Linked DNA regions of Mus musculus: regions 1, 2, 4, 5, 6 and 7 are each linked to region 3. The links are chromatin loops, found by intact Hi-C in ENCODE. Cell type or tissue: gastrocnemius. All regions are shown on one strand. Region 1 overlaps Mir99ahg (Mir99a and Mirlet7c-1 host gene (non-protein coding)). Region 2 has its middle 5.9 kb from the start of Mir99a. Region 3 holds the start of Mir99ahg (Mir99a and Mirlet7c-1 host gene (non-protein coding)). Region 4 overlaps Mir99ahg (Mir99a and Mirlet7c-1 host gene (non-protein coding)). Region 5 holds the start of 9430053O09Rik (a long non-coding RNA gene). Region 6 overlaps Mir99ahg (Mir99a and Mirlet7c-1 host gene (non-protein coding)). Region 7 holds the start of Usp25 (ubiquitin specific peptidase 25).

What was found. A loop is a pair of places that touch in the nucleus more often than their neighbours do. Peaks named below come from ENCODE experiments on the same cell type or tissue, not always from the same donor. Only the 100,000 strongest peaks of a DNase experiment are listed, where the experiment ranks them.
Region 1: a loop joins it to region 3, with 10 times the contacts of the local background. A loop is called at or near these places in 7 of 42 quality-filtered maps.
Region 2: a loop joins it to region 3, with 8 times the contacts of the local background. A loop is called at or near these places in 5 of 42 quality-filtered maps.
Region 4: a loop joins it to region 3, with 2.3 times the contacts of the local background. A loop is called at or near these places in 8 of 42 quality-filtered maps.
Region 5: a loop joins it to region 3, with 7 times the contacts of the local background. A loop is called at or near these places in 10 of 42 quality-filtered maps.
Region 6: a loop joins it to region 3, with 6 times the contacts of the local background. A loop is called at or near these places in 13 of 42 quality-filtered maps.
Region 7: it touches region 3 in a loop (3-fold over the local background); 3 of 42 quality-filtered maps call a loop at or near these places.

What each region holds. Positions count from the first base shown.
Region 1 is chr16:77,442,541-77,446,540 of GRCm38, reverse strand. All of the region lies in intron 2 of Mir99ahg (Mir99a and Mirlet7c-1 host gene (non-protein coding)), which reads right to left. Among named protein-coding and RNA genes, the nearest start is that of 9430053O09Rik, 24 kb to the right of the region's middle. In gastrocnemius, a CTCF peak has its summit at 2,294 (motif pointing right); DNase peaks (open chromatin) are centred at 2,317 and 3,493.
Region 2 is chr16:77,591,032-77,595,031 of GRCm38, reverse strand. No RefSeq gene overlaps it. Among named protein-coding and RNA genes, the nearest start is that of Mir99a, 5.9 kb to the left of the region's middle. In gastrocnemius, no CTCF peak of the experiment used is centred here; DNase peaks (open chromatin) are centred at 288, 767, 1,045 and 1,789; H3K4me3 peaks cover 2,007 bases; H3K27ac peaks cover 2,825 bases.
Region 3 is chr16:77,327,783-77,331,782 of GRCm38, reverse strand. Mir99ahg (Mir99a and Mirlet7c-1 host gene (non-protein coding)) reads right to left here and starts at 2,455. Exons shown (of 5, transcript NR_015543.3): 1 at 2,105-2,455. In gastrocnemius, CTCF peaks have their summits at 2,231 and 2,856; DNase peaks (open chromatin) are centred at 2,307 and 2,501; H3K4me3 peaks cover 3,877 bases; H3K27ac peaks cover 3,781 bases.
Region 4 is chr16:77,398,721-77,402,720 of GRCm38, reverse strand. The region is part of intron 2 of Mir99ahg (Mir99a and Mirlet7c-1 host gene (non-protein coding)); the gene reads right to left. 9430053O09Rik (a long non-coding RNA gene) reads left to right here. Exons shown (of 4, transcript XR_003951960.1): 4 at 1,473-4,000. Among named protein-coding and RNA genes, the nearest start is that of 9430053O09Rik, 20 kb to the left of the region's middle. In gastrocnemius, no CTCF peak of the experiment used is centred here; a DNase peak (open chromatin) is centred at 2,299; H3K4me3 peaks cover 1,674 bases; H3K27ac peaks cover 2,996 bases.
Region 5 is chr16:77,419,330-77,423,329 of GRCm38, reverse strand. All of the region lies in intron 2 of Mir99ahg (Mir99a and Mirlet7c-1 host gene (non-protein coding)), which reads right to left. 9430053O09Rik (a long non-coding RNA gene) reads left to right here and starts at 2,948. Exons shown (of 4, transcript XR_003951960.1): 1 at 2,948-3,219. In gastrocnemius, no CTCF peak of the experiment used is centred here; a DNase peak (open chromatin) is centred at 1,573; H3K4me3 peaks cover 4,000 bases; H3K27ac peaks cover 4,000 bases.
Region 6 is chr16:77,498,452-77,502,451 of GRCm38, reverse strand. Mir99ahg (Mir99a and Mirlet7c-1 host gene (non-protein coding)) reads right to left here. Exons shown (of 5, transcript NR_015543.3): 4 at 842-949. Among named protein-coding and RNA genes, the nearest start is that of 9430053O09Rik, 80 kb to the right of the region's middle. In gastrocnemius, no CTCF peak of the experiment used is centred here; DNase peaks (open chromatin) are centred at 1,240 and 2,310; H3K4me3 peaks cover 3,050 bases; H3K27ac peaks cover 3,095 bases.
Region 7 is chr16:77,011,918-77,015,917 of GRCm38, reverse strand. It overlaps Usp25 (ubiquitin specific peptidase 25), which reads right to left and starts at 1,849. Exons shown (of 24, transcript NM_013918.2): 1 at 1,778-1,849. The coding sequence starts at 1,822. In gastrocnemius, no CTCF peak of the experiment used is centred here; a DNase peak (open chromatin) is centred at 2,248; H3K4me3 peaks cover 2,814 bases; H3K27ac peaks cover 2,761 bases.

The DNA of each region.
Region 1 (4,000 bases), 110 kb before region 3:
ATTTGCCTATTCTATTGACCCCAGACGGTGATACTATTACAATATTTCTCTTCCTGTTTCTGGCTTTTTTTTAATAGCATTATGCGAGCAAGGATCCTTCATATGAAGAATGTTAACAGGACATTCACTCTTATTTAAGGCTGAATAATATTCAAGTATATATATATACCACCTTTTTTCCTCAGTGATCATTTGGGATTTTTTCTTTCTAGGGAATTATTGTAAATAATGCTGCTATGAATGTAAATGTGCAAGTATATGGTTCTCACTTCCCTTTTGTGTCTATGCCCCGAATGTCAGGCTTTTGTTGCTACGAGACACTAGAAATGCATTTTTTAGGTACAGAATTCAGCAATTCCTTCATCCTTTTATTACTGCATCAGTCTGAATTCCATCATCCATTAAATAAAGTCTAATAATCGTATTCATAGACTTCATTGTGCAGCCTGTGCTTGATAGACAGCACTGGCTTCAAATCTTCCTGTTGCTCTTCGTCTAACATGCAAGTCTGGTTACCAAAACTGCAGAGTGATAGAAATTACTTTCATTTATAAAACACCATAAGAAGAAAGAATTTTCAGAAAGAGAATTAAAACATTTTATTGACAGTGCACATATTTAGTGATCAATGCCAACTTTGGTTCGTTACAGCAGCTCTTTATTTTGAAATCTTTCTAAATATGTTACTTGTTACTCTGAAAGTTCAATAGCGATACACCATCAATTGAAATTTAGTGCACTCCAGAGAAAGCATTAAACCTTAGTTTCAAAATTGAAGACGTATCAACTCATACAAACGTAGAGACCAACTGTATGAAAGGAATGTTTTCAGGTTAATGCATGCCTTTTCCTCCAACTACATCATCAACCTTTTCCTTTTAGTTAAAACTTTAGACGTATGAATATATCTCTCACTTTAATAATGCATCACAAACTATGGACGCCACACAGCTTTCAAGCTACATAAAGTTATTGATGGCACAATGATCACAGAATGCAAGCATGTGCAATATGATTTGTTTGCGAAACAATAGATATTTTATGGTCCATTTCCTCCACAGAATGCTCAAAACCTTATTAAGTTTACCCAGGGTCTTTGCCCTTTCATGTTCATATGGTTTATATGTGCTGTGGCATGATGTGAATTGGATGTTAAACTCTACACATTTTCCTTCCCATCTGCTCTTGGTTCAAGGCCGTAGTAAAAGAGAAAAGTAAATAATCCCAGCTTTTCTTTAATATCATTCTTCATGTTTCCCACACTCAACTGAATTTTATTACAGAATCAGTCTCTGACTTCCTATTTATTTTATCCTTCGGTCAAACCTCAAGGTAACACCTTTCATGGGTTCATATATTAAGTTTCTTTTATGGAAATGTCAAAATTGTCTCTGTACTGAAGGAATCCAGAGCACATGCTTATATGCGCCTATAAATTTACTCTGCGATACTTATTGGCAATGCTGACATTTAGTGCTCACTATGTCCTATATGTAATGCAAAACTGTAATTACTTTCTTTTAACGTATAAATATGTTTTATTTCAGGTCATTTACTTCTTATAGGAACCATGAACACTTCTCTGACTGTGCAAGTGTACTAATGATTCTACGCGTGTATACACAAGATATGATGTCTAAGCTTCAGTTTGCTTAGTTTCCTCCTGAGGTTGCATACAAGGTAGGGAGTAAACATATATATATTACCAATTAAAAGGAGTACTTCCTCATAGTATGAGTTAATTGCACAATAAAAAAAGTAGTCTGCGAGAGGTCTTCATTTCTGAGATTTCTCTGATAAACTACCCAAGGTTCTAGCTAGTCAAACTATTGCTGACCGTGAACGGCCAGAGATCATCACCATCAGTGAGTTAGGAATTCTAGCTCTTACAGCCCCGAATCTGGATAGATCCCCAACATAAAGTATACATTGTAACTTTTGAGCACATCTGGTCTACACTATCTTAAATCTTTGAGAGTCAGTTTTTTGAGCATACGGTAAACCACCTGCATTCAAGCATGTGAAGAGAGAACTGTGTCCTTTGAAAAGTAATATTTGAATTTGGTGCGTCTTCACAAGATGTGTCAATCAGATACATGGATGAAACCTCCACCCCTTTGTCTCCATACACGGACTTAGATTATTCATTGAACAGGCTCCTGAATTAGACGATATGAGGTTGTGTTTGCTATATAACTCCCTGCGATACACAAGCTCTGGCTTGCTCTTTATGTCCTGAATTTCCATGGCTCAGACAGAGGTGGAATAAGAACAAGGATTAGTTGTTGCCACTAGAGGGCAGTAACAACAATTTAATAATACAAAGCATGTTCCTGCTTGTCCCCAGCACAGGGAAACAATGAGTTTGTGTGGGTGAGGTCTTAGGAACCTCTGGTTCTAAAAGAAGGAACAATGCCTTAGAGATAAATTAACTAAAACTCTTTTATTGCCATCGTGTTCAAATCACACTTTGCGAGGCTTTCAAGGTTAAAAAGTCTTGTTTGCATGTCCTACTCCTAACTATGAGAACAGGCTATTTTCTCTGGTAAGAGCTTGAAAATAGATGGCTGTTTATTAGAAGTAGGCTCTCAGCATAAATATTGAAAGAAATTCATTACTGTGGATTTAAGACCTTTCACTTTTTTATGAGAGTATACATACACAATTTCTAAGTGCAAGTGTTCAGAATTTTCATGGAAAATCATACTGGATAGACAAATTCGTCTTTTACTAGGTATCTCCCTCATAAATTCTCTATGAGCACCATAAGAAAATGCTCCATCAAGCTAAACAGTAGGAGGGAACACACGAGTTCGAATAAAAGGATGTAGGATTCTAGCACCTACAAATTCAATTCTATTGATATCCTCGTTAGCATTCAAATATGTCTGCTTGCTATTCTGAGGGTTTCCACGTGAATATTTAGCAATTTTCTCAAGGAAAGGGAAGAGAAGCTTCTTAATCAAACTGTAAGTTCCTTTGCAGATATAATTATGCAACCTCATTGTCATTCTTGATGCTCCAGGAATTGAGAAACACATGTTAATGTTGATCAGATCTGCCCTGTAATGACCCATACGACACTGGAAAGTGCAAACTCAATGCTCCTCTGACCATGAGGCGCCCCTAACTCTGTCAGAGTGGTCATTTACTGATACTTTTATATCTAACGAGATATAAAGAGCAAATATATAGATATACATATATATAGATAGACAGATAGATATAGATATAGATATATAGATATATAGATATATAGATATTAGATATGAAGACACCCATAGTGTATTATTCGAGTCAATATGTACAAAATCACAAAGTCAAGTGAGGTTTATACACATTTCTAGACGCTTACACTCTGTCCTTGTGCTTCCCTTTTATGGTGGGTACCTGGAATTACTCATAAGTACCTGACACCTTCACCATGCTGTAAGCTGCCCTGCGCCCTGCTCTAGACTGATTCCCAGAAGAAACAGATGGTTGGGAAGTGGGATGGATGCTAAAGCAACAGCCCCATAGCGAGAACTGGGAAACTGAATCCAATCCAACTTGAAAAGGTTTGCACGAAGTCCAACCGAGGTTGCCTTGGCTTATCCAAGACAATGATTTCTACATTTCCAAAAACTATTGTTTTATTTATTTAGCTCTCAAGGATGATGTGTTTGGTTTGTATTTAGAGCTATGCAGTAAATAAATAAAAAAAACCTATATTACAAAAAGGCAAGGTCTAGAGATTCAACCTTGACAGTCTGGCGAGTGGGTATTGTAATGTTACACAATCTGACAGTATCTAGGTGCTTACATATGGTATGCTAGACATCTTAGGTGTGTTTACATACTGAGGAAGAGCATGAATGGCTAAATGAAGTAGTTTTCAGATTGACAAAAATCTGAAGGCATGTAAGTTCTGGGCCATTGAGGGATAGGCCTGAATTTACATTTCTGTGTCTGAGGACTTCACTCTGTTTGTCACATAAATATTCATGAGAATTTATTTATT
Region 2 (4,000 bases), 260 kb before region 3:
CGCATCATTATCAGTATTTTTCAGCACTCTGGCGAATACTGAGAAGCTCAGGGTTTTTGTTTGGTTTGGTTTTTTGTTTTTGTTTTGGATTTTTTTTTTTTCTGTTTCTTCTGGGCTCCCGGTATTTCTCAGAGAAGGAGGTCCAGAGGGCTTGTCTTCATTCTCTTCCTTCTCCATATTCCAGGCACAAAGCACTGCGCAGAATCTGCACCAATCGTTGCCACCGACTGGCAGCAGAATGGTAGAAGGTGGGAGAGTCCCGGAATCCTTCCAGGCTGACTTGAGAAACGAGGACTGCACACGTTCGTCTCCCGAACCGAAGGGGTGAAAAGGCTGGGTGCCAGTTTGCTACTCGGCTGCAATGATCTCATGCTCACTGCTCTGTCGTCCTGTCCGACCAGTTCAAATGCCTGTTCATTATAAACCAAATACATACATACATAAATAACCCAAACTACTTGAATTCTTCAGTAACCAAAAGAAGAAAAAAAAAAGGAAAAAGAAAAGATATTAACATAAAAATTAAAAAACAAAACAAAACAGCAGTCAGGAAAGGTAAAAAAAAGAAAGAAAGAAAAGAAAACAAAAGAAAAAAAGCACATACAATTTAGGATTCACTTGTTATGCCTCAATATTCTGTTATTATTTTCCTTTTCTCTCTCTCTTTAGAGATAAGCAGCCGAATTTATCAGGCGTGAAAGGGACAGCCTCCTGGTGGCCTGCCAAAAGCCCAGAATAAAGACGAGGTTGTGCTTCAAAGCTCAGTTGCTTGCTGAGACTGGCTAAAGTCAAGTCTTAAGATCCACCATTTTCTGATCCTTGCTAGAAAAGAAGAAAAAAGTCAGGGCCGTTTGCTGCTTCCAAGTCTCCGTTGGCACCATCACAAAATCTCAGTCGTCAGGTCACATGATTCTCTGCCAAATGTAGAGTGAGGCATTCCCATCAACCATTCTGCTGATACTGCGAAGGCAGCTATTGTCTCGTTTAGACCCAAAGTTCAGCCCACTCTTCATTGAATTAGCTGAAAAACGCATCACCTTTGGGGGCTGGGAGTCATGGAAACGTCTACCTGGCAAGCTGCCCACTTTTTCTGCCCATCAACCAGAGATGGGATTGTGCTGCTTAACGCAGTCATGACTTGGAATGTGAAGAGTGGTCCAAAGTGAATCTCATTCTTACAACGCCTGTTTCATTTGCACAGAAAACTCTGGCTCATAGGAGAGAGGGAGAGGGAGGGGAGGGGGAGAGGGAGAGAAGGAGGGAGAGGGAGGGAGGGTGAGAGAGAGAGAGAGAGAGAGAGAGAGAGAGAGAGAGAGAGAGAGAGAGAGAGAGAGAGATCTTTCCTACAAAAAATTAGCAAATAAAGGTCTGAACATGCTTACTTTGCAACTTTGTTTCTCAACGCACCCGAATGGTTCTCAAACCGGAAGACTGAATGCCCTGCCCTGCGAGTTTTCGTCATTAAAGGCATATCTGTTTTCTTGTCTTTCTTTCTTTTTTTTTTTTTTTTGTAAACGCAACAAGCCTAGCACATTTGTTTTATTCTCCCACTTTAAGACTTTGAAACAAAACCAAACCTCCCAGTTTTCCTTTTTGCATTTTTATTACTTTCTGATTTTTATCTAGCACCAATTTTGTGCTACATGGCCACAATATCCACTAGCAACAGAGATGCATTATTGCTACCATCTCCAACAAAGTGGTCCCTTGAGAGGATGGGGTGTCTCTTCCAGCAGGCAAACCCCTGCAATTGGGTCTTGCGATAATCCCCATCACTACCTAGCACAGCTGCTATGCAAGTTTTCGGAGATTGACACATGTGAGAAGTGTTCTTTCTGTTCTCTGACTGGCTGCGGGTTGCCTGTGTGGCATGAAAGATGCCTTTGAAAGATTCAGGGAGCATATCAACAGCTCTTAGGCAATAAAATGAACAGCTTCCCCCTCCCTGGTGAATTTCCATTCTAGCATGCAATGAGATTTTTTTCCCATGTACAAACATTTCCATACTTCCTAACAAGAGTGGAGTGAATTCAATCTTTAAATATTCCCTTAAGCAGAATGTTAAGCCAAGTAGCAGAGCAAGCATCGTTAACATATAAGTCAAAATTCAGAGGACAATGCAGAAGACCTACATTTTCATACATGATTGAAAAATTTGTAGTGATTGTATATTAAAGTCACTTATGTTTGTAGTAAGTCTAGAATTATGTTCATTGCCTTATCTGAGTAATGGATCCATGTCCCTCTCCAGGAATGCACATATATTAAATATTATTTGATAGTTAAAACACGACTTGCCTAAACATTATTTGTGAAAGTCAGAACTCGGAAACATCCCATCAATGGATTTAAAGGTTATTATCTTATTCACGAGGTCACTTTAGGAGCAGTAAGGGGTGAATATCACATGCCCATATGGGAAACATCACAAAATCCGGCCTGTCTGTAATTGAAAACTGCACGAAGTTCTACACAGTAGAACTTGACCTTAAACATGTGCTGAAGTTTGCGATTGTTTTTCTCCTAGACTGAAAAATCCTGGGCAACGTTTTCTAGAGTCTTAACCACAGCACTAAAGAGTGTTGGGTAGGGAGAATTGTACAATGCATATTTAAAGCCCTGTATGTTCAGGATGCACAAAATAGGTGACAGACATAGAATGAGAAGTGTAAATTTGTAGTGACCGTTCAGTTATGCGGCAATTAAGCACTAGTGTTTGATAGGTTTTACACTGGGTATAGGGGACTAGCGCTAGAGACTCCTATGAGGTGTCATTCAGTAAATACTTTTAAATAAGAAAAGCCCGTGGTAAAGTAGCTAAGTTGGTATCCAGAGGAAATTTATTAAGGTGAAACTCTTTATGAAACAAGCAGGAAGATATTGAAGAACAGAAAGGAAATGCATATTAAATATAAATTACCTATGGAAGTCTTTCCTCAATCCGAACTATTCCCTTTCAGTAAAAACTCATTAATTAGGTTTTCACAATTTTATGTTTAACTTCCATAAATTAACTGATATAAAAGTTGTATGGTGGCCTCGCAATTCCAAATGAAAGAAACAAAGAAAAAGAAAGAAGCAAACTTTTGTGTTTAAGAGCATGGAATAAATATTTTTATTTAAATCTTCTATTAAATACCACCAATATATCCCAAAGAATATGTATAAAACAGATAGAAAGAGACTGTGACAGACTGAGGACTGGCATGCCCATAATTCCCTTCACCTTTTGACTGGTGTTTGCTGGTTTGTTTGTTTGTTTTCAACTCTTTGGTTTTTGTTTGTTTTTCAGTCATGGCATCAGAAGAACAGTGGCCCACAGGGACAGTAATTATTGGGACAATACTGTTTTAATTTTTCTTTCCACTTTGTTTTTTTTTCAAGACAGGGTTTCTATGTGTAGCCCTGGCTATCCTGACACTCACTGTATAGGCCAAGCTGGCCTGGAACTCAGAGATCTGTTTGCCTCTGCCTCCCAGGGTCTGGGTTTAAAGCCATACACCACTATTCCCCAGGAAGGAAATTGCCATTTTCTATAGCCAAATACCACAGAAGGAACTGTAGCTGAATTCTAACCCACACTTAAAAATATCAGCTTGAAAGCCAAAATGCTGCCAAGATAAAATAAAGAGTCCAGATGTTCTTTGCCCAACATCACTGGAATAGTATAAGACAAGTCTAAAGAAGAGTTAATTAAGGTGGCTTGGAGGGAGGGGAAATAAATGAAAACAAATGTAATCACACACACACACACATACAAACACACACACACACACACACACACACACACACGCACACACTCACACATGCATAAACACTCACAAAGATGCCGTGGGAGAATGCATTAGTTTTAGGCTAATACAATCTGGAGTTTAAAATAAATAGATAGATAAATGATAAAAAAGAAATTAAAGAGTTAAAATAGTTTTAAAGTTTCTAATAAATACATCTTTGAAATATAGAAAAAAGGTAAATGAAATAAAAATATAAGCCTAGAAAA
Region 3 (4,000 bases):
ATGCAGCACTTTCTATCTTTTGTTCCTTGCAATTCACCCACTTCCAGAGGGAACCACATTCTTTTGGAGGCCCTCTCTCTACCATGCTGACTTTCTGAGCTGTGCTTGAAAAAAATAGTAATAATGAAGTTGCCTTTTGTACTTCTAGTTTTTTAATTGGTTTGGAGGAAATAATAAGGAATGCATTTTTTTCCTCAATCATAATCTTCAGAAGGTCCATCTTTTTCATAAATCCTTAGCTACACCTTTGCTTTATTTATCAGGAGACGTACAAGGCTTTCAAAACAATACACACATTTTCTTGCTATTCACATCAACTTAACAAAAGGCCTTATGAAATATATTCCGGGTGCTTTGTGGGGAAAGAACACAATTTTTCAAAACATGTAAATGAAAAAAAAAAATCATTGGTTTTCTCTCTTAAAAGGAAAATCCCTTTCTGGCAGCAGGAACAAGCAGGAACTGTGTGGCCACAAGGACAAAGAGTGAACGTAACAGGTGGCAAGGACATAATGAACTTCGTTCTCTCAGGAAAGAATGCGGCTGCCATATTTTGCTTTGATAAGGCAGCTCAGGTCACATGACAGGACGAACTTGTCTTTCCTGTGCATAATCTCCGTTCAAAATGCAAACCTAGGGCTCAGGGCTGCCAGCGGTTAACAGGTTTCCATAAAGTTTGCAAAGGCAGCTAAGAAATGCTACAAAATTACCTCGGAAATGGAATCACATTCCGACACCCTTAAAGTCCCCTTCCCTTTCACTACAAATCTGCAGCTTCTCACTGGCTGCCTTTTGTTTGGTTTTTTGTTTGGTTTATTAATTTACTTTAACAAACAGAAGATTCCAGATAAAAGGAGTCTGTCCCCCATGTAAGTTCTGTGCTTTAAACAAGTAGACAAAACTGAATTGTCTCTCTGCTTTGGAAAATGTTTAAACGATGCTGAAGTAGACCTAAAACTTCATCAAATCAACAAATGGACCATAAAGATCCTCCATATTTTTTGATAACATCAATTGCAAATATTATGGTAGCAAAAACTGATTTTTCTAATGAGGTGAACATCAGAAAGTATATTTTAGCACTTACTATAAATGTGATTATGAACATGAGAGGTTGGAATAAGAAAAATAGGTCGCCTCGGCTCACATTCCTGGACATGCTGGCAAGCTAAGATTTTCTTTGAACAACAACAAAACATAGTTAAAACAGGACTTAGTTACGTTTAAACAAGGAATTATTCTCAACTTATACTGTAAGGTTTTTCGTTGAGCTTGGTTGGTTTTATTTTAGAAAACATGACCTTACTAACTTCTAAGGTATTTGCACTGAAACAAACAAACAAACAAACAAACAAAAACTGCTCTGCATTACTGCAACATGATTCTTCAAAAAGAAATGTGTGCAAAGTCGATAGCACACAACGTGAGCAAACAGGATCAGCAGGAACAAAAGAAGTTTGCACGCTGTTGCTCAAGGACTTTTAAAGAATCCTTCCCAGGGATAAGACACATAAACCACTGGGAAGGGACTTGGGAAATCAAAGCACACTTAGTTTTCAATGCATGAAGATGTACTTTCTTAACTATTTTATATTAAAAATAAGAGGGAGCAACAGCAATTCTCACTGGCTGGCTGGCTGGCTGCTAAACACGGGCCCTGACCCTTCTCCTGGCCAGGAATGCAAAGCTCTTTCCATAGGACTTATTCCTGAGATAAGGCACCAAATCATGAAGCCAGCGCCCAGTGACACAGAAGTTGGACTAAATGCAATGTTTACACATATCCTGACTCCCCCTTCTTCCTCATCCCAGCCACATTTGATTTGCCTAAATCAATATTGACTCTGGTTGCAGAAAAGCAGGACTTAAACAAAAGAAAATCTGGAAGAGAAAGAACAGACTGGACGCTACGAGTTTTTTTTTTTTCTCTCAGATTGCAAGTATCACGTGAAATGAAGCAGAGACAAAGCCACAGAGCTTCGGAATTTCTAAGTATTCTTGATGGCTTGTTTCTCCCCCCACCCCCCAAAAAGCAGAGCAGATTTCTTAACTTGTATTACAACCCAGAAAGAATATTTGAGCAACATCTTAAATCTGCACTCACCATGTGAAAGCAACAGTTGCGTGGAGTAAAAGTGTGTTATTTCTCCTGCCCCTGTTCCATTTCAGTTCTGACTATAGTTGTCCAACAACCAAAAGGCCGGAGCTGCCACCCAGAGGCCCCGTCCACGATCTGGTTCATTTGCCTGTCAGCCCGAGAGCTGGCTTCTGCCGGCTGCAGCTGTGCACTTTGCTGAAGTTCTAATATAAATCTCCATATGGTTCCCACCGCCTCACATAGGTGATCTGGCCTCTCGGTTCAATGAACGCGCAGCTGAACTCTTTTCCAGGTGAGTCTGTGAGAGCTAGCTTTGAAGTCGTCCACTCTCAAGTTCAGGAGTTCTTGGTGAGGAGTGGGTGGAGAGAAGCAGCCTTGCTCCGGGGAACTCAGGCTGCAGTCAGAATGCGAAAACTTCCTCTGTTTTCCTGCCTTGCGTGGCTGAGCGCTAGTGCCTCTTTTCACAGAACTTCGGAATGTACAGGCAGGACGCAAAAGGGGCCCTGCCAGACAAGCCTTTCTCAATCAATTAGCTTGCAGCCATTACTTGTGACCCGAGGTCACACAGCATAAGTGTGTGGGGTGTGCCTTCAGGGGTCCCAAGGCTACTTATTACAGCTTAGATAACCTAAGCCGAGCAGACACTGCATTCTAGAAATATTTTTTAATAGTAAATGTGCTAAAGATGTAAAGTAAACCGAAGGTAACCCCCTAGTGTTCTTTCTGAGTAGGTATTGCTTGACTCAGTGAATTTAAAACAATACTTTTTCACATTAAATCAAACAGCGTTCAGGACAGAATAGTAACATGTTTTCTTTATATTATGTGCCTGCAGATGTGGAAATGACAAAAGAGCTCATGTAGACACTCACATGATTACCAGCATACATATCCCTTGTATCACATGGCTAAGCATAGGCAGTAGTATGGTTTTCCTTGAGACTTTTAAAGAATTTTAATGTAAAATTAATTTTAATTAATTAATTTTGATGCAACTATCGACAAAGTTCTCCGTAGCTAAGGAACTGACCTCACTTTGAGGATACAGCCTAGCCTGCTAACCCCGGGTGAGATTCCATGCAAAATTAACTTCACGAATTCTCTTATTTTCAGAACTATATTAGTTACAATTTCCTCCAGTTCCGAAAAAGCGCTTCTTCATTTTAGTACATTTTTAACTGGGAATTCATAAGAAAAGCTATGACGTGCTAAGAAAAAAAAATGTAATATTGCAAAACTCTATCTGCGTTTTATGCATTACATCTTCGTAGTCTTCAAAAACACTTTACAAGGATAGGTATCATTATCAAATTTGTGACAAGGAAGTATCAAGTAATTGTACTTCAAAGCAAACCCTTTCTTTGAATGATCCAACCAAATTAAAATGCTCATGTTTCTACAGTGATTAGATTAGACACCCTCCCTCTCCCAGTAGCTGTCACTCAGAGATAGAGATAGATGCCCAACACTCCATCCTTCACCCTATTTACTAAGTAACTGCACAGGCATGCGAGGCCTGCCTGGGAAATTCCTTTAGATGCTGATCTTTCATCTGCCTCGACCATCTTCGAATTAGCAAAACTGAATTAGCTTTAATCAGCTGTTATCTGATATAAAACAAAACATAGACAAATTAAAATGAACAAATTATAAGATTAGCAGCTAAATAATGCTTTCTAATAGGTAGAGCAGACTTTTTGAAAGTACAGAAACAGAGAATATAAGTGGTAAAGTTAGCTCTGGGTGAGACTGAGTGCAGAAACTGGGGTTTCCACTTTCTCAAATGTGAAATATGCGTCATTGATTGGTCTGTATATCGCCTCTGAATAAGTTTTAGAAAACAAAAAATAAATAAATAAATAAAACATGTTTGAGATCTTTCTGTGACTCCCTCATGCCTGT
Region 4 (4,000 bases), 71 kb before region 3:
AACAGTTTCAACTTATGCATTATGGACACGTTGGAAACAAACCGAGCAGGTTGTGAACTGCAAATTGGCACTTGATTGGTAAAAAAAAGTCTGTTAGAAAAAAAAGAAAAATCTGCAAAAAGATTATTTTTCAAGTTAGAAAACTTTTCTAACTGACAAAACTCACAAGGGGCTCAGAGCAGGAGGAGATTCTCTTATGGAGCAAAAACCACTGTCTTTGATAACTTCAGTGAAACCCAGACTAGTGGAATACTCCAATTAACATTAAATCTCACTTCAAGATTTTGAAAACTTTCCATGGCCTCTCTCCCAAAACTAGTTTAAGCTACTTCTCCCAGTTTCTTGGGGTGAAAACAAATTTACAAACTAAGATTTTCTTATTTAAACTAATTGGATATATTTTGCATGAAATACGGTGCCTTGAATTATATTGTTATATGGAAGAAACAAGCAATAAAGCAGGAAAGCAGAGGTGTATTTTAAGAACATCAGTTTACTCATCATGAATTCAGATGAAAACAAGTTCTCTCAGCCCTCTCTTATGCCACAAAACTCCTTGCAGCAATCCTAACTTCTCTATTATTTTCACAAACAGAATAATGGGAATGCATATAACCACACAGGTGGAGAGTGGGGACTGTGATATCTTAAAAATGATTTGACCAGGATTCCATTCAAATCAGAAAAATTAGTTACTATTTGAGGAAATCAACAAAATCTCCAACAAAAACTTCCTTTAATGTCAATGTTTTCAAGTTAACTTATGGTAGACTACTTAAAAGGCTTGTTTAGCTATTAATTGAAGCATTTTATCTCATGGATTTCCTTAAAATATGCTTTCAGTACTATTTATCATTGACTTAATATAGAAGGTAAAATACCAAACATGACTGAGCCAATAATACAAAGATCCTAATTAGTATCATGCCATAGGGAAACAATGAAGCGATTTTGTCCCCAATTACTGACAATTAGCCAAAGTACAACAGTTAATTTCATGGAAATAAAGCCACATAACATGAAAGGAATACCCTGTCATGATGAATGGCATTTGTCTGGACTCCTTAACTGGTTCTTTCAATAATGAAGCATAAAAGTTTGAAGCAACTTGAACAGCTTTAACACATAGAAAACTCAAAAGTCTGAGTATTTGAAGATCCTAATTTTTGAGCATCTATGGAACCGTGTAGTTCAATGCAGGAATACCTTGAAGCACATAGAGTTTTCAGTCCCTTAAACCTAAAGATATTATCGTTCCAGGCAACATGTTTGTTCAGCAATAATCCTGGTATACATTGTTACACAAAGATAGTTTGTAAACCTTGTCACTATCCTGACACACATGCTACAGGATACAGTGAGCTGGTGATGGTTATAGAAGTCACAAAGTCCCTAGTTTCCTTGACTCTTTTATCCCACTCAATTTTTCTCTCTGCTTCCTTCTTCCATTTTTCTCCTAATGTCACACTTAGATCTATGCTCCTGAACACAGTGATGGACAGGCCTGGGAACTCACATCACCTCCGTGTGTGCATTGATTTCACTCAGTATAAATTCACTCAGAGCTTCAGTATCGAGATGTCTCACACAGTCAAACTCAGCTTTAAAATATTTTCTGGCTCTGTGCAGCTTAGAAAGGACACCTTTGGCAAAGCAACCACCCAGAGATCCAATAAAGACAATGTAAGGCCGTGACTCCTGAAGCTTAACTTTAGAAAATGCCCCCTTCGTGAAATACCCAGCTTCACCAAGTGCAGAGAAACAGAACTTAAAACACAGCAAAACAACTTGATAGATGGTTGCTGAAGGGACTTCGCCTGGATTGTTAAAACTGAAGGTTCACAAATAAACATTTCAAATGTTTTTGGCTGCATGCAGATAACACCCTCTCTGGGGAGAAGGCTAGAAACTGTTGGGTTCCTTTGTGCAGAGTCCTGGAATGTGCCTGCTTTTCATTTCTTCCTTTGTGTCTGCACACTGGCCTCACAGGCAGTGTCTTAAGCCATCCAGGGTCAGGGCAAACAGAGGAGCGCATTCATGGACAGATCAAGTTTATGTGAGAATCTGCTCCTCCTAGCTGCCCTCCATCTCCATATGAATCGTTAATAAAATCGCAGCCTGAAAGCTCATCGCGCCAACAGTGAGGAAGTCATGCAGAGAATCCTCTGGTTCAGAGGGAGAAAAAAAAAAAAGATTTCTTTATCTTTTTCATCCTTCGCCGGCCTTCGTGGGAATTCTGCCATCTAACTCCTTCTGCGCTAAATCTCTCCCCCTCATCCCAACACCACGGTCTTCCCCTAGCAACTTTCTAACTGGCACCTGATCACGTGGGAAAGCGGGGGATGGGAGTGGACACAAAGACAAAAGAAACATTCTGATATCCTCAGCAAATCTTCCAGAGCGCCAAGTCAGCCTCTGCTGCACTACATTGCTGCAAAAACCTTCAGGCAGTATCAATGTTTCAATTTTCCCAGGTCGTGTCAAACAGCTGGGAAGACTTTCCCATAGTTTTATGACACCACACGAGCTACAGAGGCACAGATATCTCAAAAGGGCACACGAAGAACAGCGTCTTTCCCTAATTAACTTGCTAACTCCATGCAAATACTGGACAGAATCAAGCCCCTGAGTTATTGCAGGCAATCTCACGTGTATCTTCTAACCTTGCTGCTGCCTAGCTGTAGGCTCTTGTTTCCTCCGCTCTTGCTCCTTGCAAACTGTCTTAATATCGAACGCGTTTCAGAGGGATGGGCTGATGAATGAAAACATGAATTTCTGCTTGCCCTTTAAGGTGGGTTAAGGGGCGGGGGTGCTGGTGTAATCAATTACTGAACAAAAGAACAACAACAACAAAAGACTTACAACCCACAGAGTGGCTGTGTTACATCCTGCAGTCTGTTTTAAACCAGTACTTCTTTTATATTTACCACTATTAGATTCTAGTATGGATCATTTATTTCATCAAGAAGAGAAAAAGAAAGAGGAGGAGGAAGAAGAGGAGGAAGAAGAGGAAGGAAGGAAGGAAGGAAGGAAGGAAGGAAGGAAGGAAGGAAGAAGAAAAAAGAAACAAGAAAGATATAGAAAGTCTTCCAGTAGATCCTGAAGAAAACTTAGTATTTTTTTAACTTAAAAAGTATTGATATATTTGAGCTTCAATTTGATACTAACTTAGCAAGTAAAAAGTTTGAAATCTCATCTACATCCATCCTTCAGATTTTTTAGACTGCCTCAGCATGCTCTGGTCTCTTTTCAGGATATAAAGTTTGTAGTTTGCATTCTAATTAGCATCCTGGTCCTATCAGCTCCAGGTTCCCAGTGTTACTTTCCTAAAGAAAAGGACAGCAATGCCAAAGTTCTCCACAAATGCAGCTCCAGGTTACCGGATATCAACCTCTTTAGCTGCCTTCCTCAAAGAACCACGACTTCTGTTTAAAGGTGATGTTTCCAAATAAACCTAATTTGACAAAAATGTAACAAGACTCTATCACTGAATGTCTTGAAATCCTCTTAGCTATATTTCAGAAAATGGAAACACACAAGTTCTCTTACACAACACACCTCCCTTACAGCAAGAGTCAAGCTAAAAAGAAAACGATGACTTCTCAGCCACTCAACTAGTAAAACTATATAAATTATTATGCCACCCAGTTTAAATAAATACCGTATCTCTTTGCTCAGTCTATGCAGATATCAGTTGCAGTTTCTGGGGCTTGTTATTGATAGTTCAAAGAATTCTTCTCCACAAGTTTTAGTGACAGGACTTTGACAAAGTTTTCAAACAGGAAAGTTGGTTTTATGCTAAACATCACATCATCTAATATATTCTCCTTAAAAGTAGAAAACCATTAAGTGCATGAGAAAGCTATGCCCTTTGCTTTTAACACATATGAGTTATAAGAGAAAGTTGCTGTCCAAAAGCCAAAGTTCTGGACTTTGCAGTTTTAGAACAGTTAGAATTTACCCCATCCTGTAGTATGCTGGATATCAACACAAGCTGACT
Region 5 (4,000 bases), 92 kb before region 3:
AACACAAACCAGATAACACTTTTCCTGATTTCTCCATGAACAGAATAAGACTGTCAGAATCATGGGAGTTGGTTGTTTAAAGCTTCAAAAGAATGCTTTGTGGGAGGGAGTGTTTGAAATGAATTTTTAAATTCGAGTCCGCGTGGTGCTCCACTATAGCTTGCCCACAGCAGAGTCTGTGTATTTCTTACCACATCAGAAGCTGAGAACCTGTTCTTTAGGAAGGACACAATCATTTCTGCTGGCACACTGAATTCAAAACGCTCTTCTACAGAAATAAATCTGAAGATGCCAGTGTGCATCACCATTTGGACCACTATCTCCTTCTCCATTGCCCTATTTTTATTTTATGGCTCAAAGCATAGATGGCACGACATATCTACAGCCCATAACTGGAAAATGGCAAAACCTGACCTCTTTCAACACTGAACTGTGGTAGGAAGAATGTGTAGTCTGTGTTAGTATGTGTGTGTCTGTGTTTTGTGTGGCTACTGTGGATCTTGCTAAAGATACAGAATCGACCACATTTCATGTTCCTTAAATGTTGTTCCAGAGCTGCTGGCATGTCCTTAGGTCCATATGTTAGCTACACATTTCACAGAAAGGAAAACTTAACATCTGCACCCACAGAGTGACTGAAGCAAGACAGAGAGAGTGAAATACGAGCGAAAACCAGAATAATAAGAACAGAACAGTTGTCAGACGCTGTGAATTTGCTATGGATTCGAATTGTCTGTGAGCACATTTGTAAAGACAGGGGAATCCTTTCACTCTTAAAATACCAACACTGTACTACGGAAGTTTCTGCCCAAGCCTAGGAGGTTTTCCAATGGGATATAGCCACAGAAACGAATGTAAAAATGAGAAAATGTTGCTTATAACATCAGAGAAAAATAAAGTCAGAGAGACATTCAGAAAAATAACCATCCAGGTTACAGTCTGGCAGAGAGAGAGGAGAGAGAGGAGAAAGAGGGGAGAGAGAGAGAGAGAGAGAGAGAGAGAGAGAGAGAGAGAGAGAGAGAGAGAGAGAAGAAATATTTTACAATAAGATACATTATAAAGCTACACTAACAATAGGCTTTCTGGTCTTGCACTGGGAGATGAGTGTCTTGACCCTTGACCTCTGATCACATAAAACTAAAGAAATTAAGAGCATGTTTGCCATTGCTGTCGGCATTATACACATTTACTTTTTGTCCAAATTGCTATAAGAAAAAAAATTCTATTTCAAAACAGCCCAAGTCTTGTTCTTAAGTCATGTGACTCGTTTCCTCTCCCCCCCCCCCCCCCGCCAGCCATGTGCTCCGTATCATTTTACTCTGAAATAACTCTGCGATTTCAGCTGAACCTGCCTTCTCTTACAATGCACAGCACACCCCACAAGGGAGCCTGAGAACAGACTCCCTTGAAAAGCGAGGTTCTCATAGTTGGCCTGTAACCATGGAAGCAGATGCTGTTTTCTTCTTACCCTGCTTACCTCTTTGCAGCCTCGAGCTGCTCCCTATTGTTAAAAGGGGGTACGCCTCGATTCTTCTTCATCATGACCGAACTTGCCTCTTCTTCAAAGGGCATGATGCTGCAGGTCATTGGTCTAGACTGTTTGCACGGTCCAGAGAGCAGCCTTGATGTAACCCTTGCTCCGTCTGAGCCACACCACCAGCCGTGCAGCTGCAGACTGGAGGGGGACATTGGAGATCTGTATTTGAAAAGAAGTCTGTCTGATTTTGCCATTGTGCCTTTTCACTCATCGATCGAATGAATATCGAACCTTCTGTCGTTGCATGTGTGAAATAGATAGCTTAGCCAGCACTTTTGTGCCCAACCTGTGCTGTGGGCCAAAAGGTTTTCATTTTAGTCTCAAGTTGGTTTTTTTTTTTTTCTCCTTCTTTCTTTCTTCATACTTGATGAATTTTGTGTTGGCTTAAATTATTCGTATGCCTTTATCCAGCTGTTCTGGAGACTGCCTGGGATACTGTACAAGCAGGGATTTTTGTTTTGCTGTGAAAACGGAACTTTTTTTTCTCCTGTCCTCTGTTTTCCTTTGTAGCTGTCTTAAGGTCTTTTTTGTAGCTTTGTAGGTAGAAGTGTGCTAACTTTTACTACACCCTATAAAGCCGAGCATCTAAGTTATCCTTTTACGGGGACGACTTGATGGTGTCTGTTATTTAACAGGCTTAAATCCAGAAAGGTGAACTTGAGCCTCTCAAGGTGATTTCAGTGAATTTATAAGAGTAAGTAAACCGGATAAACACATTGATTTTTAAACTGAATGACAGTGTCTGCTAAACTCTATCTGAAAGGAATGTGTTTTCTTTGCTTTCTCTCCTTCTTTAAACATCAGCAAAAATATTAATTGGAAGTGTTGAAATATACTTAAAAGCACATAACTTATTTTGTGCTTAGGAAAGTACAAATGACAAATAAAATCATTATGATTTAATATATTGAAGTAAATATTACTGATAATATCTGTCTCCGGGCACGATTTAACTAAAAAAGTAACTAGAAGGTTTTTGCATTTCAATTTTTAAATATAACTAAAATTTCCTTGCTGCTCACCAGCAGCTGATGTTAATGAGACTTATGGCACCTGCTCATTCCCGAATGCCCAATTTCACCGTGTCCTTGTGAAACTGGGTAGCTTGAGGATGTCTTGGGTGCATCTCCCCAGCATGGTGATTTGAAAGCACTGTCTGTCTGTGACTGTCATCAGGAGTGGTTTGGTTGGATTTGAAGAAACGAGTACTTCATACTTAAAGGCATACATATTTTCTCTAATTGCCAAAGGCAAGGGGGAGGTCCAGGGCAGAATAAAAAAGGTTATTGTGACAGATGAAATATAATTCACAATGAGCATTCTTTTCATCTAGGCTGAAGTACCACAGGATTACTTACAAGTTGAATTTTGTGGCAGAACGTATAAACTCATATTAAAAGAAGCTAGAAAGAAAAGCAGCAAGCCTGTTACTCTCTGGCCCCGGAAGTGTTTATTTTGAATATGTCTGTCTTGGGATTGTGTTCTGTTTCTCCTAACATAAAGATACACTGGCGAGAAGAGGGACTAGGCAGCAAGGGTGGAAAGGAAGAAACCTAAAAGCAATCAAAGCTGCTTCTTCCCTCTACCAATGAAGAAAGAGGAGTTAGATGGATTTTTATTCTCTTTGGGATGCACATGCAACAATCATATTTTTCAGCACACGTTTATTTTTGGCTGCAAAAGTAGGTAACTATTATTTTATAAACTTACTATACCTTAGATAATATTTTTCCTTCCTTTAAAGTTCCTAGGGTCAAATGATTTACGAGGGTGTTTTTGTTTTTTTCTGTTCTGTTTTGTTTTGTTTGTTTAGATTCTGGTTAGCATTCTGTGAGGGTTGAACACAGGTACATGTTTGACCAGATATTTTGTTTCCTTTAGCTTCTTTGTTCTAGCTTAAATGAAAATAGTTTCATTTGACCTCTGTACATTTTATTTCTAGATGCAAAAAAAAAAAATGCTTTCCTTTCTATTTGTACAAAGGTCAGTTTTTAAATTAACTGAAAAGCAAACCATGTACTTTATAAATATTCAGGCACCATAAAAAAAAAACTCGGAATATAAACCCATCTGCAATTAATTTTTAAGCAGTGAGTCTGGGTTTATCTATTCCTGGAAATCACATGCTTTGTATTTTCCATTCTTTTTCTAAGTTAACCGAAGTAACTGCCCTGTGTTAAGGGAAAGCTACGAGGTTCTGCCTGCTAGTCATCTTCTGCTGGAAACCAGGCTGCCCTCTCTCTCTTAAGCTCTGATGGACTATCTCTTGTTTTACAGTTACCCATAGCATGCATGTGTGTATATGACTGTGTATGAGTGTGAGTTTGTGCATGCTTCTTAATTGAGGTCTTTTCAATTTACCAGATAAATTTCTTATTGTAAACCCTGCAGTGAATAATTCAAATGCAGTGAGTTTACTTACATGTTGTCTGAGTGAAGGGAGCAAAGGCATACATGCCCTCA
Region 6 (4,000 bases), 170 kb before region 3:
CCAAAGGTAATCATAATATATTTTTTAAAATTCTAATTTGAGTTTGTTCTACACCCAAGTGAACAATGTGCTACAGCATATCAAGAGGAAGCTGGCAGAGTTATAAGTATGTGATAAGCATACCAATTAAGGTAGTTCTAATTCTCATTTCTACTAACTGGTAATTCATCTGATTCTCATTGGCATGGCAAACGGAAAATACAAATGTAACTAAGATCAAACTCGTGCATTAAGTAGATTACTGTATCACAGGGGGCAAAAATCATGTGTGGTGGTGGAGATACAAAGATTGCTTTAAGACACTAGAGACACTTTCATCCACTGCCTGAACTTCAGAACTGCTTTGCACACTAAAGGTGTCTAATGTCTTAAGTTACTGGTTAAAATCGCTCATAAAATCTAAAATTGTTACCATCTAATAAGTAGGCTATCTTATTGCAACTTGTAAATGTAGCTCAAAAAAAAACCTTATCATATAAAATTATATAATAGCTCCCATGACAGAATTCAGGTGTGGGAACATCAGATTTAAAATCTGCTCCTTGACCTTCTTGCCTTCTTTTATGAAAACTCAGCCTTTATCTTATGGGGAAGCACTTAAATACAGTTATTTCATCATTCAGACATGTTTACAAACCAAACATTTCTATGAAAAGATTTGTTAAAGGCATCAAGGTACCACATAATCTTTTAAAATTATGTAATAAATATTAACAATAACAACAAAACAAACAAAAAATCCCCAAACACTAAGGTATTCTAATATACACAAAGACCTCACTTAAGTCAATATTAAACTTAATTCTATATACAAAACTTCTGTTAACAGGATGTTACTTACAGAGATGAACAGTTTTATGAATTCATCTGTTATTCGTCCCGACGGGTTTTGAAGGATCTCTCCATAGTGTATATTGCTCAGTTAAGACAGGACTCCTATTCTGGTATGCTGAAGAGGAAAAAAATGTCCTTAAATCTTCTTATTTCAGATTATTCTTATTCTATCACAATTTAGGCAGCAACAGGCAAAGATTCCACAATGACAATATGAGAAAGCAAGAAAAAAAAAACAAACCTGAAGGTTTATTTCATATTTACTGTATAAAGTCACTTTTGACATGCCTATACAACTGGTTGTGGCGGCTTTCAAACATGATTTCTAATATATGTATATATAAAAAATTGCTCCAGGTTCTTTGAGAGAAAGCTTGCCGCTGGGAAGTTGATTTTGGCAATTGGCCAAAATCATGTGCAAAGGGGCCTCATTAGGGATTCATGGCAGCCTTCAGTACTCTCAAAAAAATGTGACCCAACAGGCTAAATGAGCCACTAAAATTAAAAAGTAAGAGACAAAGACAACTTACTTAATATTCCTTCCAAAACATCATTAAACTTTTTCTTTTCTTTTTTCAGTACTCAGACCCACGTTTGCCGAATGCACCATCTCCTGCCCTCTAAGGTTCAAACAATTCCTCTTTAAAACTTGTCTATTTTCTTCGCCCGGAATGTTTTTCTTTCTGTGTCACTTTGCAAAGATTTCTCTGGGGATCAAACAATATCTATTGCGATCAGTTCAATCACAGAAAACGAAAACGTCGAAAGACCGACTACAGACTCCTGATTCAAGTTTTCAATAAGCGAACAAAAATAAGTAAGCAATCTTCGGTACATTTCAACTTCCACAGAAGGAAGCACACACACCCTGTAAACTTGCATCTCTTGTATGGGCCAATTTCACTGACAAACTTGGACACCCCCCCACCCCCACCCCCACCCACCAAAGCAGGTCTGATCCCGAAGTCTTACCTAGATGTCTTCTGGCTTTTCTGTAGATCAAAAAGTTTCCTGCCTAGGCACACAGATATTCTTTCTCACACACCATAGAGGCCCTTTTATGAATCCCACACTGTAACAGGCTGCTTTTCAACACCAGTTGAGAGCGCAGTGCGTCAGCTCTTGAGATAAAATTCATGGCTAACACACAATTAGTGGGAGAGGTTGTCTCCGGGAGAATTTATCTTAGAACGAAAGAAGCAGGAGCACAGCTATTTTTTCCTCTTTATCCCTCCCTTTCTTTCCCCTCTTTCTTTCTTTCTTTCTTTCTTTCTTTCTTTCTTTCTTTCTTTCTTTCTTTCTTTCTTTCTTTCTTTCTTTCTTTCTTTCTTTCTTTCTTTTTTTAAATAGCAAAGAGAGGAGGGTGCGGTCAGATGTTAGAATTTTGCCTGAGAAAAGGGCCCTACACAGCACTAGGACCCACTAAATACTAGCAGAGCAGCCCGGGAAGGGAGCCAACGGAAGGACTTTGTTTGACCCAGCTGCCAATCTCCCCCGAAGCCGTGCGCCAGACTAAACACTCACACTATTTTAACTCAAATCAGGCTACAGCAGCTGTTTGCTTTCCGGCTCTGAGTTCGGCACCCACATGGCCTGTGTGGTTCACCCGTGAGCTTTGCGAGCTGCCTTGCTGAAATCTGTTCCGGGGTGGGATTTATCAGTGGAAAGAAAAATTTAACCCTGCACCTCATGGTTAACAGAGATTGTTTGCTTCTCGGCTTTTGATCCGGTCACCAGAAAGTGGTTTTTCTTTTTATAATCTCTGAAAAATAAGAGTGTTAATTTTACACCCAGGGAGAGAGTTGGGATTTGAAAGTGAGGCTTCCGAACTGTTTTGCTTTGAAAGTTTTCTAACATGTTGAAATTAGCAGTGAAGTGTAGCAATAGCAGCGTGCTTTACTGAAACTTTAGGAGCGAGGCTGGTTTCTGCCTGTTCCTGTTCAACACCTTCCACCATCCAAGATGGAAAACTGGGGTTATACCAAGACTCAATAATGTCTCCTCGGTCGTCTCCTCCACTTTTAGAAAGTTCCTTCAGAAGCAACCATGAAGTAAAGCACTCTACATGCAAAGGCACATGCAACCCAAAGCACAAAGCAACCCAATTCACTTTCCTTAAATTTCCAATTACTTAACTACTTCAAGGCTTGAAATCTCATCAATGACCGTCGAAGACTAAAACGTGTCCATTGGTAGCATAGAGCAAAAATTCAATGAGAAGAAAGCCAGAGGAAGGCCAATATTACAATTATCAAAATTAGGAGGACTGGATTTGATAATTAAGATTAACTGCACAAAAAATAGATGGGCACCTCTGGCCATGTGGGGAACATTAGTCAGTAAATCCTTCTTTGTGTTGAGAGAGAGAAGCTATGAGATGAGCTACTATATATATATATATATATATATATATATATATATATATATATATATACTACAACTAAGTATTTTTACTCCTGGTAGACTGTGAAACCCTGAGGAAGAAAGCCAGCATCCTTTGTGTTGACTTTAGCTTTCATTGTTAAATCATGAAGAAATAACTAATATTTAAGGGAACGAATTTTAATCTGAATGTGGTGAGCACCAATGACATAGTTCTGAAACGCACTGTAAGTGTGCCTGGGATTGCTTTTCTGTGCGTTGTTTCATCTTTGCAGTTCTGAGTGCTTTTTCTACTAGCTGAATCTAGCCAGACATTCACTTTATTTGTTACATGGGTGCTATGTACACACATGTTCGTGTTCATTTGTATGTGCACCTGTGTGTTTATGTATTTGGAGATTAATAGTGGACTTTGAGTGTTTCCTAAGTCATGCTCCACCTTATTTTTAAAACAAGGTCTCACTGATTTACGAAGGTCACAGATTCTAGTCTATGAGATAGCTAGCAAATCTCGGGTACCATCTTGACTTTGCCTTCCCAGAGCTAGGATTAAACCATGCCTAGCTTTACATGTGGATGCTGGCATATGAGCTTATGTCTTCCTGATTATATGTGGCAAACACTCTATTGACTGAGTGATCTCAGCACAAAATTATGTACATTTTACTTAGTAAGCAATGTTATTTCTTCATATAAGATGTGGAAAAGATCCTGAGTGTCAATGAACTACCAGATCTTTGGAGTACACTCACACTGAAAGAGCCAGTTACTAGGAATATACGCC
Region 7 (4,000 bases), 320 kb after region 3:
GTGTACAAAAATATATGATGTTGCTCTAAAAGCATTCACCAATTATCAGTGAAATGATTTAACATACTCAACACATGCTAAAAACAGCATCACAATGTTAATATTTTGAATTAGAGAATATTCTCTTAGGGGAGAGGAGGCTTATTAAGCATGAATATTGGACTAGAAAACAAAGTTAACTTTCAGTAATTTGATTCTTGATTCTACAGACTTATGTATACAGTTCTGAGCCATCAAGGTAGTTATCTGACTATGCAAAGAAGTGGTTTAGTCAAAACGAAAGACAAAACCCATAAAGTCCTTGCAATCTTGAAGTTTAAGAGAAGCAAAAAAGACAGCAACTTTTCCCACTTTGAGATAAAGACGTTTTAAAATGCAAAATGAGTATAAAGAAAATGCTACTGAGCCTATTGCTTAACATGCCAAAGATCCCATGACCTTCCAACCAAAACTACAGCACACATTCAACATCAACATCTAAAGATTATAGTGTTCTAGGAACAACATACAGAATTGGGAGGCCAACTGTTTTCTTCGTTATTGTTATTCAGTCTTGAATTCTTCTGCCACATTACAAACTACATCACAGTTCACCATAATCGTCTCAATGTGCAAGAAGCATAGACTAAAATAGGCTCCAAAACCAACTTTAACCAAAGTGTCTAAAATAACAATGCACTATCCCTACTTTCCAACATTCTCTGACATCTTTGGTTATCTCAAGGAACATAAAATGCTAAAACTATTTTAATGACAAAAAGAAAAAAACGGGGGGGGGGGGCTGTTTGAAGGTATTGGTCTATTTTTTAGTACAACAGGCCTCACTTTAAAGACAAGCACAGGTAGGCTTTACAGCAAGTACCTAGTGTCAAAACTACAGCAGGGTGTGGCATCCATTACTCACACCGATGAGCCAAAGGAGGCTCTGGCTGTTCACTGTATACCTAATTGCTCCTACAATTAGAATTCAACTAAGCCAACATTTCCCCGGTGCTCAAAATGCTTTTCACACCAATAAGGGGGGAGGGGGGAGGGCAGAACAAGTAATGACCGTCTGCTCTTCAGGACATGGAGCAAGCTATGCTGGAGCTTTTAAAGATTCTTAAAGTAAAACCTAGAACTAGCAAGATACTGTTCGAGAAACAATATGTGATGACCCCCCTAACTCTGCGTGAAACTGATGCTAGAGTAAAGAACGAACAAGAGAGCAAGGTCAAACTTAGGGGACAAAAGATTTGAGTAACAGCCATAAAGGTCTCCTTACGCGCGAGATACTTTCTAGATCCAAGAGAGAATAAAATAAAGAAAAGAAAGAATAACCAACCAAACACTCTACTTGTACAGATTCCACCCTGGGTCGATGCGATGTACCTGCCCTGGAAGACAGGTAATTCGTTTTGGGGAGGTCCGGTTTTTTTTTCCCCAGAACAGCAGGCCTGGCACAATAAGACCTCCGAAAGAGAAACTGTCCAAAAGGGGTGACAAGTGACATTCTTGCAGAAGAAAAGGGACTGGAAAAGGAAGCGAAGGAGAAGAAAGTTTAATTACAAAGCCTGGCAGAGTGAGTACTGGAGGAATGCGGGGGTCACTCTGGGGACGCGGCGCCGTCGGTTCTGGGAGAGCAATCCGCAGAAGGGAGTGGACGCGAAGCCTCTCACTACTGCACACCCCGCTCCGCACGCAGCCCCGCGGGACCGAGCGCGACGCTCCCGGAGTGGCCCGGCCGGCCGGGAGGCCACGCGGCCCGTCGAGGAGCGGCGACCAGCCCGCGCCTCACCTTCTGCGCCGCGCTCTGCTGCAGCACATTCTGCTCCACGGTCATGGCCCCCGCGGCGGCCCCGCCTGTCGCGCTCTACCGGGCCCGGGGCAGCGACGCGGACGGCCCGGGAGGACGGCGCCCCCGCCAGCCGGGCGCGAAGGCGATGGCGGCGGGCGAACGCGGGCCCCGCGGGCAAGCGGCGAGACGCTACCGGAGAGCGCCACCGCGGCCGCCTCAGGTCCTCTGCGCCCCGATCCTCAGCGCCGCTGAGCCGCGGCGGCCCGGCCCATGGGCGCAGGCGACGGAGAGCACGATCAAGCCGGGCCGCGTCACGCGTTCGCACTCAGCTTCGCCTGACCGCTCCGGGGGGACCACTGCGGGCCGGCGGCAAGCGGACGGAGGGAGCGGCCACCCGGAATGGCGCTGTCCTCCGGCCGCCGCGACTCCGCCTCCAGCCCCTCCCTCGCCGCGGTCACCGCCCCCGCCCCGCCCTCCTGCCCCGCCCCCGCTCTGCCCCGCCCCACCCGTCCTAACCCTACATTGTGACCCGCGGGAGCGGAAGGAGGGGCTGTGTTGCTGCCCCGCCCCCTGGTGGGCCCCGCCCTCCGTCTAAGCTCCTCTCAGCGCGCGGGCTGGACGGCCAGAACCGCCCATCCTGCAGGTTACTGTGCACCATTTAAGGCTCTTGCTAAACTCTGACATTGCGACCCCCCGACCCCCAGTCGAGGCTAGAGCCATAGGACGGTATACCAGATCACCTTCCTGTCTAACGGTCTCCAAAACAATCAACGTCCTTCCATACCTGTAATGTCCCAAAACCTGGGCGGGCCCAGAACTCCAGCTATTTCCTATGTCACCCAAGCCTTTCTAGGAATTTCACAAGCCATGAACCTGCTGGAAGAAAAAAGTCAAATAAGCAGAACGCTGTTAGAAGTCCTTCTGGACTGTACTTTTCTCAACTATTCGTTACATACATCAGGACTGACATTCTGTGTTTATTTCATGCACTGGAATGTGTGACAGTCACTGCTAGACTGGGGATTTAAGGTTTATTTACTGAAGAGAATCTAAATGAATAGACATAAGGCAAACAACATTATGAAAGAATCACTGCCTAGATGATGCATAATTCTAATATCCCTGTTGCCAAATTAAACAAACGATTAACTACCGTATGTGGAATAGTCTACTGTAAACGGAATTGGAGGAAAAGCCTAACAGTAAGTAAGAAACCTGGAAGTAAAATATCTTCAATTGCACCAGCTAAACTAGGGACAGAGTAAGACCGAGACCCAGGGGAGGGTAGATTAATGAGCACAGGGTTACAAATACAATAATACAGTGCACATACAAGTTAGACTGTAATTTAATCCACGGCAAGAAAAGCAGGCTTGGTAAAGAATCCAAGAAATACCAGGTCTTATATCATCATAATAACTCGGAAAAAGTCTTGTAATAACTCTTTGTACTTTATAACCACATCTAATCTTCCTTTGGGATGTCTTCAACCCTCTTTTGTGATTCCTTCCTTGTATTTGTCATGTTCGTTTGACAAATTTTAAATTTTGACTTCATTCATGGTCCTAAATCCTTGACTACAAAGGTTGTGAAATGATTGGAGGTGAGGAATTTTATGGATACTGCAAGAATTCCAGAGCACATGCTGTTTATGAGAACACAGACCCGGAGAGCACGTGTCTGAGAATGGACCTCAGAGCTACGTTTCCACAGTTAGAGACCTCAGCGCTGTAACTTCTCATTCACAGAGTAGCTTTGTGATTCTCCACAGGGGAGAGAGTTTTACAAGGTCATTTTCTTCCATTCAAAAGTACAAAAATTACCTGAGATTTGAGATACTGCTCACTAGTAGTAAGCATGGAAGCACATAGCTACACATTTGATCTTCAGGACCACTGCTTTTAAAAAGTTAAAAATTAATGTGAAAAAACTATTACAATGGTTTTTTTTTAAATCTATTGCCAGATATTCAACTTTAACTTCAGGAATTTGGTAGTACAATAATTCCCCAGAGTTTCATTATTTAGTCTTAGTTTTAAAATCTTTAGTACCTACCTAGTAGATAAAAGTTTAATAGCCCACCTAGAGATTTAATTTCCAGCTCATTTCTGAAGATTTCTTACTCATTCAATGATTTTTGGCACACTGTCAATTGTCCAAGTATATGATTTTGAGATAACTTATTTGTAGGTTAACTTATATGTGTTTCTTTTTTAAAAAGAT